Regions from separate parts of the Homo sapiens genome. Here region 2 is linked to region 1. The links are chromatin contacts, found by Hi-C or POLR2A ChIA-PET in ENCODE. All regions are on one chromosome and are shown on one strand. Each heading gives the region's core, a stretch centred on a gene start or an enhancer-like site at or near the end of the contact. The rest is flanking DNA. Distances are from core to core; before and after follow the strand shown. Region 1 holds the start of CCNA2 (cyclin A2). Region 2 holds the start of PLK4 (polo like kinase 4).

Region 1 (4,383 bases), core at 920-3,419:
AAAACACACAAATTATTATTTCCAAAGGACTTTTCCTGCTCACCCCTCCTTCCTCACAATCAATACAACTAAAACTAAAATGAGATTGGATTTAGTGAGCTGTCCAGTGACTCAATATCCCTAGGGCAAAGAAATAGTACAAACTGCAAAGAGCTGTTTACAGAAGCTACTTTAATACATGGGTAAGAGTAAACAGCCATGGTACAACTATTTACTTGTAGGAGGAAAAGTGTCACTTTCTGGTATCAGATGCTAATCCAGACTGGTTTTATAGAAACAAAATTATAAAACTGGAAGAGACGTTATGTAATCACAATATTTAAGACTGCATCTTCAAATAGCACTAAGTGATATATAAGTGAGTTAAATAAAACTGAAATCTATTCTCCCAACCAAGAACACATTTATGGGATCAGATTAAAATAAGCATTTAAGATCTAATTATAATTAGATTGATGTGACTGGCAGTGAACCTGAAAGAGCACTGGATAAGGATCTTTTTGTATGTCACCAAGTCAAGTGTTAGCTGTGAGATCTGAGATAAGTCACATCCTTTCTAAGCCTTGTTACATTAAACCTAACTCACTATAGTCAAAATGACTACATAAGACATCTTAAAATGCAAATCATTAATATCATCTAATAATTATAATTACCGTAATTCCACACAGATTTTCCTTAAAACTTACCAAAACTACCATCCATTGGATAATCAAGAGGGACCAATGGTTTTCTGGGTCCAGGTAAACTAATGGCTGAATTAAAAGCCAGGGCATCTTCACGCTCTATTTTTTGAGATTCAGCTGGCTTCTTCTGAGCTTCTTTTTCTGCTTCATCCACATGAATGGTGAACGCAGGCTGTTTACTGTTTGCTTTCCAAGGAGGAACGGTGACATGCTCATCATTTACAGGAAGATCCTTAAGGGGTGCAACCTAAAAAAAAATTAATAACTGGCTTTGAGCCTACTAGTCTTGCATTCTTTCTCTTATGGGTGTTGGCCTTTGCTTTTTCTCCCAAATACTCTATCAGGAATTAAACTTTCTGGGACAAAGAAGAGTTTCAGTATTCAAAAGAGAAGGGATGTTCCCATTTGTCACAGGCATTCCCACAAAGGCTATCAATAGATAACACTAGGTGGAATTATGCAAAACTTATCAGGGCCACAAGAAGGGTCGGGTGACAGGCCAATACGTGACAAGTTTAGGAAAGACAGCAAAAAAATTGTTGGTTCACCACTGTCGCCCGAGGGTGGAGCAACAGAGCAAATCCGGCTAAAATGGCGGAATTTGCCAAAAGCAAAGTATTTTGTACACGCTTTTCTAAAGTAGAGGTCATCTCTTAAGCGTGAGGAGGATAGGGGTCAGAGTCCTACAGCAGTGCCTGGGGTTTAAAAGTGGAGAGAAAGGCGCGGAGCTGAGCGAAGACTACACGTTTTAGAGCTTGGTTTGACCCCATTATGTACAGGCAGATGCCCCCTATAGAGAGCAGACCGGCAGCATACACACAGTGTTGGCGGGGTCCTGATGCTAATATGGGAGAACTCCTACTGTGGCAAACCACACACCAGCACCAACTGCACTCCAGACCCTGGCCCCCTTCCAAAAGCCCAGGACATGCCTTCTCGCCACTCTTCTCTGCCTGCTAAGCCAATGCCAAACCCTGCTCGACCCACCCTCCTGCAGATATCCCGCATCCCTTTACCCGTCTCGTCTTCGGCCTCTGCTGCTGCGCTAGACCCCGCGGGTTCCCGGACTTCAGTACCGCCAGCGCGGCCCGGGTCCGCGGTTGTTGGACGGGCGCTGCCTTTTCCGGGTTGATATTCTCCTGGTCCTCTTGGAGCGCCGTCTGCTGCAATGCTAGCAGCGCCGAGCCCGCCTCGCGGGTCGCAGGCCCCGGCGCAGAGTTGCCCAACATCACTGCTCCCGGGAGTGGACGGCGGGATCAGCCTGCGGCGCCAAGCAGCGTGCACTCTGCCCAGCCGACCACTCGCACCGACCCGGCCAAAGAATAGTCGTAGCCGCCGGTCGCAGCCCAGGCCAGCCTACCAGCCCGCCCGCTCGCTCACCCAGCTCGAGACCACGCAGGGCCGAGGAGGTTGCGAAAGGCGCAGGCAGGCACTGCCCAGCGTGGCGAGCCAAAGACGCCCAGAGATGCAGCGAGCAGCCCGCCGGAGCGGCGGCTGTTCTTGCAGTTCAAGTATCCCGCGACTATTGAAATGGACCAATGAAAGCGCTCGCGGCCTTGACGTCATTCAAGGCGACAGGGTCGCAGGCGAGTGAAGGGTAAACCAAAGGAAACTGAGCAGGGGCGGGGCAGGAGGGAGAAACAAACTGGCTGGGGCGGGAGAAAACGCCTGCGCGGGGCGGGGAGAGGTAGGATTTAGGGCCCGACGCTTCCGATTATTTTAAGCTGAGCCACCTAGTGAGCGAGGCTGTCCGAAGGCTGACTCTAAGCCTTTTAGGGAATTAAACGGAATTAAACTTTGGCGACTATCATTTGGGTTGCCCAGCCTTTAGCTCTGGGACGTCTAGTTAGCTTAAGTGACTTTTTCCAAAGGTCTAAAATCTGGGGCACGTTTTTCAGTATCTCCGATTCTCCGTTTTCTTATGTGTTAATAGGGACTAATAACTACAGTCATATGGTTGTTAGGATTAAATAATGTGCATAAATTATTTAACACGGAGCTCACATAGTAATACAGTACTCAAGTGTCAAGACTGTAATGTCATCTTAACATTTAGGCGTTTATTCATAGTAACCAGAAATTGTGTTTTATGCTTTTTATTTTTCCTAATGAAGATGCAATTAATTTAAGATGGCACCTTGAACTACTGTTGATATATATAATAAATAGCAGTGCATTACAAAATATTCAAATACAGTCATTAATTTTTTTCTATTTTTCCCCAAGCTGTGGCAACCAACAAAAAACACAATGACGTTCTAGTGACCTAGATATAATTATGTTCCTTTCAGAAGTAAAGTTTTTTAAACATAGTAAAAACAATATGACCTTATTAAAATAAAACTCTCTTAACTATACGTGCCTTTAACAAATTTTTATATTTATATATAAATATAAGAATATACAAAGCTTGCACATAACTAATAAGTATAATAGCATATCATTAAGAAGCACTGTTTTCTAAAAAATTCGTGAGTCTGCCCTTCTTGAAACATAAAGCTTATTTTCCATTATCTGTATGCCATTTTAAAACCTTTCAATATTCCCTTGAAATTAATAAATATGAATTAAGATTAATGCACAAAACTTCTGTAGCCTTAATGTCATATATGATAAAAAGAGATCTAGAAGATACTAGTGTAGGAAAATCTAAGATGGCATCACTATTTCTGCACTCTTCACTTGAAGCACGCTGAATAGCTCCACTGGTTACAGCATGTCTAATTAAGATCCCCCGACTCTGTGTAAGCTCTTCTTATTTCCTGGCTACAATTTATAGCACTGAGCCAAGTCCAGCATTTCCACAAACTGCAGCAGAGTCATAAAACACTACCAAGCAAAAGGAATATCAGTTGCAAATCAATCCTATCTCCTAGAAAAAACAATTGGTAGGTTATTTCCACTAGCTGGCAACATACATAGTAACCAGGACACAAAGCAAGTACCAGTACTTGGGTTCTGGTCCCAGCTTTACAAAATATTAGCATGTCCTCTTAATCACAAAATTTCACTGAGAATCAGTTTTCTTATATGATTTGACAAATTTTACAACAGTTGTGAAGATCAAATAAGGTAATATATAAAAATACATTTTGAAGCCTATAAAGCGGTCTACATGTTTATGTGTTTATGTACCTTGTAATACATTTGAATATATTTTAATTTTCCACATATTACTTCTCAATTTAAAAATTAAAACAGCCACTTGCCAAAAATTCATTAAAATCCTATTTAAATCATTCTACTTGTGTTTTAAAAATAAAAAGACTCTTTTAGTTTTAGAAAGTTCAATTTGTCAAAAGAAATAGAAGCATTACTTTAAAAAGCCATTATATCTCAAATATTTTTAGATATAAAAAAGCATTTGAAATTAAAGTACATACACAGTTAACTTCTAATTCTCTTTTAACATTTTTCATTTAAACAGACCACTTCTTTGGGACTTTACCTTATTTGTATGTCATGCTGCATCGAAGAATGAAATCAATGCATTTTGGTCATAACTGTCCAGAATTTCCAATAGAAGGGGTACTTTAGTTTTTACATTGGTGCCTTTAAACTTAAATTTATCTATGAAAAGATCAGTGATCATGCCTTTAAAGAAAAAACATAAATTTCCTGTCAGTGATTAGTTATATTTAATGACACAGTATTTCACTAAAGTAATTGCTTGATAATCTATTTTTAAGCACCTGTA
Region 2 (4,383 bases), core at 1,274-3,773, 6.1 Mb after region 1:
TAGCCTTATAAATACATTGTAAAGACAAAATATCATAAATTGTACCATCATAATAATAAGTTGGGGACCATCTGTATATCATTAAACAGGGCAAAATGTAGGGCTCTTCTGGTTGTTTTTTGTTTGTTTGTTTGTTTGGAGACAGGGTATCGCTCTGTCGCCCAGGCTGTGGTGCAGTGGCATGAACCTGGCACACTGCAGCCTTTGCCACCCAGGCTCAAGTGATCTTTCCACCTCAGCTTCCTGAGTGGCTGGGACCACAGGTGCAAGTCACCTCCCCTGGCTAATTTTTGTATTTTTTGTAGAGACTGTGTTTCCACTATTTTGCCCAGGCTGATCTGGAACTCCTGGGCTCAAGCGATCTGCTTGCCTCAACTTCCCAAAGTGCTGGGATCACAGACTTGAGCCACCACACCAGGCGGGGCTCATCTTTTTGGCAAAATTGTTTCTAATACATATGGAAAGAGAACAATTATCATTTTGTAACTATCATAGTAAAGACTAGTTTAGGAAAAATCAATAATACTGCTAAATTGTGAGAGAGGGGTTTGCTGAGGAGCAGAATATTTGCAGGAAATTCAAGTGTCTCCCCCATAGATTGCTTATTAGTTGCAAGTAGAAAACCAGCAATTTATACAGTGGAGAAACTGGGATCAAATTAACATCACTAATGAGAGACAAACAATATCACGTGCCTCCAAATGTGGTCTCTTGGAAAGAATATAACCTCATGTATGTAATATTACAATCAGGAATACATAACCTGAATCTAATCATGAGGAAACACGAGACAAACCCAAAGTAGGGAAGATTCTGTAAAATAACTGGCCCTTAACACACACACACACACACACACACACTCCTAAGAGTGGTGACAATGTGTTAATTTGATTGTTGTAATCATTTCACAATGTATATGAAATCATCATGCTGTACAACTTGAATAAATACAATTTTTGTCAACTATACCTCAGTAATACTGGAATGAACAAATGAACGAATGATAAATAATTGGCCTGCACTCTTCAAAAATCTCAATGTCACAAAAATACAAATGCTGAGGAACTCTTCCATATTAAAGGAAATTAAAAAGATATGGTAACTAAATACGGTATGTGATCCTGTACTAGATCTATACTGGAAGGAAAAAATGTTAAATAAAGACATTACTGGAACAATTGACAAATCGGAATATGAACTGTAGATTAGATTAAATATAAATATTGTATCAATGCTAAATATCCTTAATTTGATAAACATACAAGAGGATACCCTGGTTCTTAAGAAATTCACACTTTAGAAATAAGGGGTATAAGAGCATAGTGTATGTAACCTATTTTAGAATGATTCATAAAATACAAATAATAGGCTTATTTATATATTTATACATGTATATTACACATGAAGAATAGTAAAAACAAGTGTGGCAAAATGTTAAGAATTGGTTAATCTGAGTAAAGGACAACAGGAGTTCTCTATTATTTTTACAACTTTTCTGTAAGCTTAAAATTATTTGAAACTAAAAAGTTTAAAAAAAAAAATGGGCCGGGCATGGAGGCTCACGCCTGTATTCCTAGCACTTTGGGAAGCCGACGCAGGCGGATCACCTGAGGTCAGGAGTTCGAGACCAGCCTGGCCAACATGGTGAAACCCCGTCTCTACTAAAAATACAAAAATTAGCCAGTCGTGGTGGCGCGTACCTGTAAATCCCAGCTACCCGGGAGACTGAGGAAGGAGAATCGCTGGAACCCAGGAGATGGAGGCTGCAGTGAGCCGAGATCGAGTCACTGCACTCCAGCCTGGGCGACAGAGCGAGACTCCATCTCAAAAGAAAAAAGAAAAAGAAAAAGAAATACACACTAACATCAAGGAAAAGAGCTTTCACTTAATAACAGAAGATCTAAGTTTGTGCGCTACTTCTGTTTGTTAAATATCCTTCCTTAAGCATCACACTTTTCTCACCTGCAAAACACCATCCCAAACTTACAGAGGTCTCTTTTGATCCATACAAATTATGTGTATGAGAGATCTAACTGTAAATTATTATACAAATGACATTATAATATTAAATACTTAGGAGTTTGCCAAAATAAAGAATGGAGTTCGTTTTCTTAAGGTACCGTACACATTAACTACAGTTATAACAAACTACGGAATAAGCGGTAGTGGTGTAAACGGTGTTCCTTAAAGGAAGGTAATGTTTTTTGCCCTGTTCCGTCAAGTCTTAAACGCTTGACATTTTAAAATAGTTTTAAACCCTTTCCGGAATTAGAAGTGGTATTTCGGACCGTGAAGTAACCGATCAGCCATAAGTGTCCCATCTTTAAGGCCTGCTCTTTTACCCGTCTTGCAGAAGTTCTTCCGAGAGTGGGCCCGAGACAGCCTCCCGCCCGAACTAAACTCTCCGCAGCGCTTCCGGCCCTTGGCCCCGAAGTCTAGAACCCTGGGCCGGCCGCAAAGGAAGGTCTGCCGCGCATGCGCGCCCCGGCGCAGCCTATCCGGAGCGATCCATCTCGTTACGTCACCACCAGCCTAGCTCGGACGGCAAGCGGCGGGAGATTTTCAAAATGGGAGCCCAGAGGCACCGCCCAGGCCTCGGAAGGTGTCAGGGAGAACTTTCCGTGGTTTCAGCGTCGTCGCCTGGAGCGGCGGTTTAGAGAGCCGAGCCTGATGGGCGCCAAGGCCGGCTGGCTGCTTGGAGCGCTGCCTCGAAGGGACTGCGTGAAGGAAGCTAATCCGGAGAACCCAGGCCAGAGCCTGGAAATATGGCGACCTGCATCGGGGAGAAGATCGAGGTGAAAAGACTCGGCAGTCTGCAGCGGGGCGGGTGGGAGTAATTGTGGGAGGACACGAGACCGCTGTGGGAAGGGGAGCGAACGAAGCTAACGGCTGCGGGGCGGGCACCGAGGTGCTTAGGGAGGGTCCCAACGGCCCAGACCCCTGCTGTTTAGGGGCGGAGCGGCCCGCCCCTCAAGAGACAAGAGTAGGGAAGGCGGGACAGGTGAGTCCCTCCCCGCCCGGCAGTGTCCCGAGGCACTGCGGCTTTCTTTCAGCAATCCCGCCCGAGCTACCGCGTTAGAGCAGGGCAGGGCTACCTCCCACTTCTCCAAGGGGATGGCGGTTATCTCCGGCGGGAGCTGCGGCGGGATTCTGACCGAGCCCTCCGCTCCCGGGGATTGGCTGGAGATGGGAGGAGGGCGCTTAGGCTGCACTGAGGTTGAGGAACCAGATCACTAGGGTGCACCATCACCCTGAGCTTCCAGTCCAGCCTGGAAGCGCAGGTATCCCCGCACGGAGTCAACATGCCTTCCACCCTAGACACCTGCTGCATCGAGGTGTAATACCCGCTTGAATTTTGTCAAATTCCCCACTCGATCCATTTTATCTTCTTTTTCCAGCCCCTTCCCATCTTCCTTTCTACTGTGAGTCATCACACATAATCTTTAATTTTAACTTTTAAGGATTTTAAAGTTGGAAATCTGCTTGGTAAAGGATCATTTGCTGGTGTCTACAGAGCTGAGTCCATTCACACTGGTTTGGAAGTTGCAATCAAAATGGTAAGAATAAACTAATCAACTTCTCTCCTGTACTTTGCAAGTAACTAGAGAGGTATCAGAGATGTCAGAAACTCCTTGTCTACTAGCCTTTCCTTTGATTATAGTGTAAGGAACACTTTACATAGGCAGAAGACAATAGTGCCAAGTCCAGCCGTTGAACTTAAAAATATTTTAGGAAAGCCTTGACCTTGCTTAAGTAAGTTTTATCTTCATTAATGTTCAGTAGACCTCGTATGTGGTGTAATTATCCATACTTGGAGTAATGAGTAGAAATCAACTAACAAATAATTTGTTTATAGTTCACTGTGTATAATTTTGTATTTCCCTGTAACATACAAAATATTATTCTTGATTGTTAGAAGTCAGCCTAATAGGAGTAACATAAACATAAGCAAATTAAGAATTATTTGTCAGCCGGGTGGGTGGCTCACACCTGTAATCTCAACGCTTTGGGAGGCTGAGGCAGGTGGATCACCTGAGCTCAGGAGTTTGAAAACAACTGTGCAACATGGTGAAACCTCCTCTCTACCAAAAATACAAAAATTAGCTGCTGCTGGGCACGGTGGCTCACGCCTGTAATCCCAGCACTTTGGGAGGCCGAGGCGGGTGGATCACCTGAGGTCGGTAGTTCAAGACCAGCCTGACCAACATGGAGAAACCCCATCTCTACTAAAAATACCAAATTAGCCGGGTGTGGTGCTGCACACCTGTAATCCCAGCTACTCTGAAGGCTGAGCAGGAGAATCGCTTGAACCCGGGAGGCAGAGGTTGTGGTGAGCTGAGATCGCGCCATTGCACTCCAGCCCAGGCAACAAGAGCTAAATTC

The links. A loop is a pair of places that touch in the nucleus more often than their neighbours do. ChIA-PET counts read pairs that join two places held with the same protein, here RNA polymerase II (POLR2A). Pooled maps may share reads with other maps.
Region 2: a map of naive thymus-derived CD4-positive, alpha-beta T cell shows a loop between it and region 1 (10-fold over the local background). The contact joins the promoter of PLK4 here to the promoter of CCNA2 in region 1. A Hi-C loop is called at or near these places in 1 of 168 maps with a recorded cell type or tissue (naive thymus-derived CD4-positive, alpha-beta T cell), 3 of 37 single-sample maps with no recorded cell type and 9 of 50 pooled maps. POLR2A ChIA-PET finds 5 or more read pairs at or near these places in 1 of 52 experiments (activated T-cell).

The regions. Positions count from the first base shown.
Region 1 is chr4:121,821,714-121,826,096 of GRCh38, forward strand. CCNA2 (cyclin A2) reads right to left here and starts at 2,170. Exons shown (of 8, transcript NM_001237.5): 1 at 1,703-2,170; 2 at 690-933. The coding sequence starts at 1,915. BBS7 (Bardet-Biedl syndrome 7) reads right to left here. Exons shown (of 19, transcript NM_176824.3): 19 at 2,616-4,280. The coding sequence ends at 4,147. RefSeq lists enhancers at 1,709-1,758, 1,949-2,018.
Region 2 is chr4:127,878,370-127,882,752 of GRCh38, forward strand. It overlaps PLK4 (polo like kinase 4), which reads left to right and starts at 2,524. Exons shown (of 16, transcript NM_014264.5): 1 at 2,524-2,795; 2 at 3,462-3,557. The coding sequence starts at 2,766. RefSeq lists an enhancer at 2,608-2,847.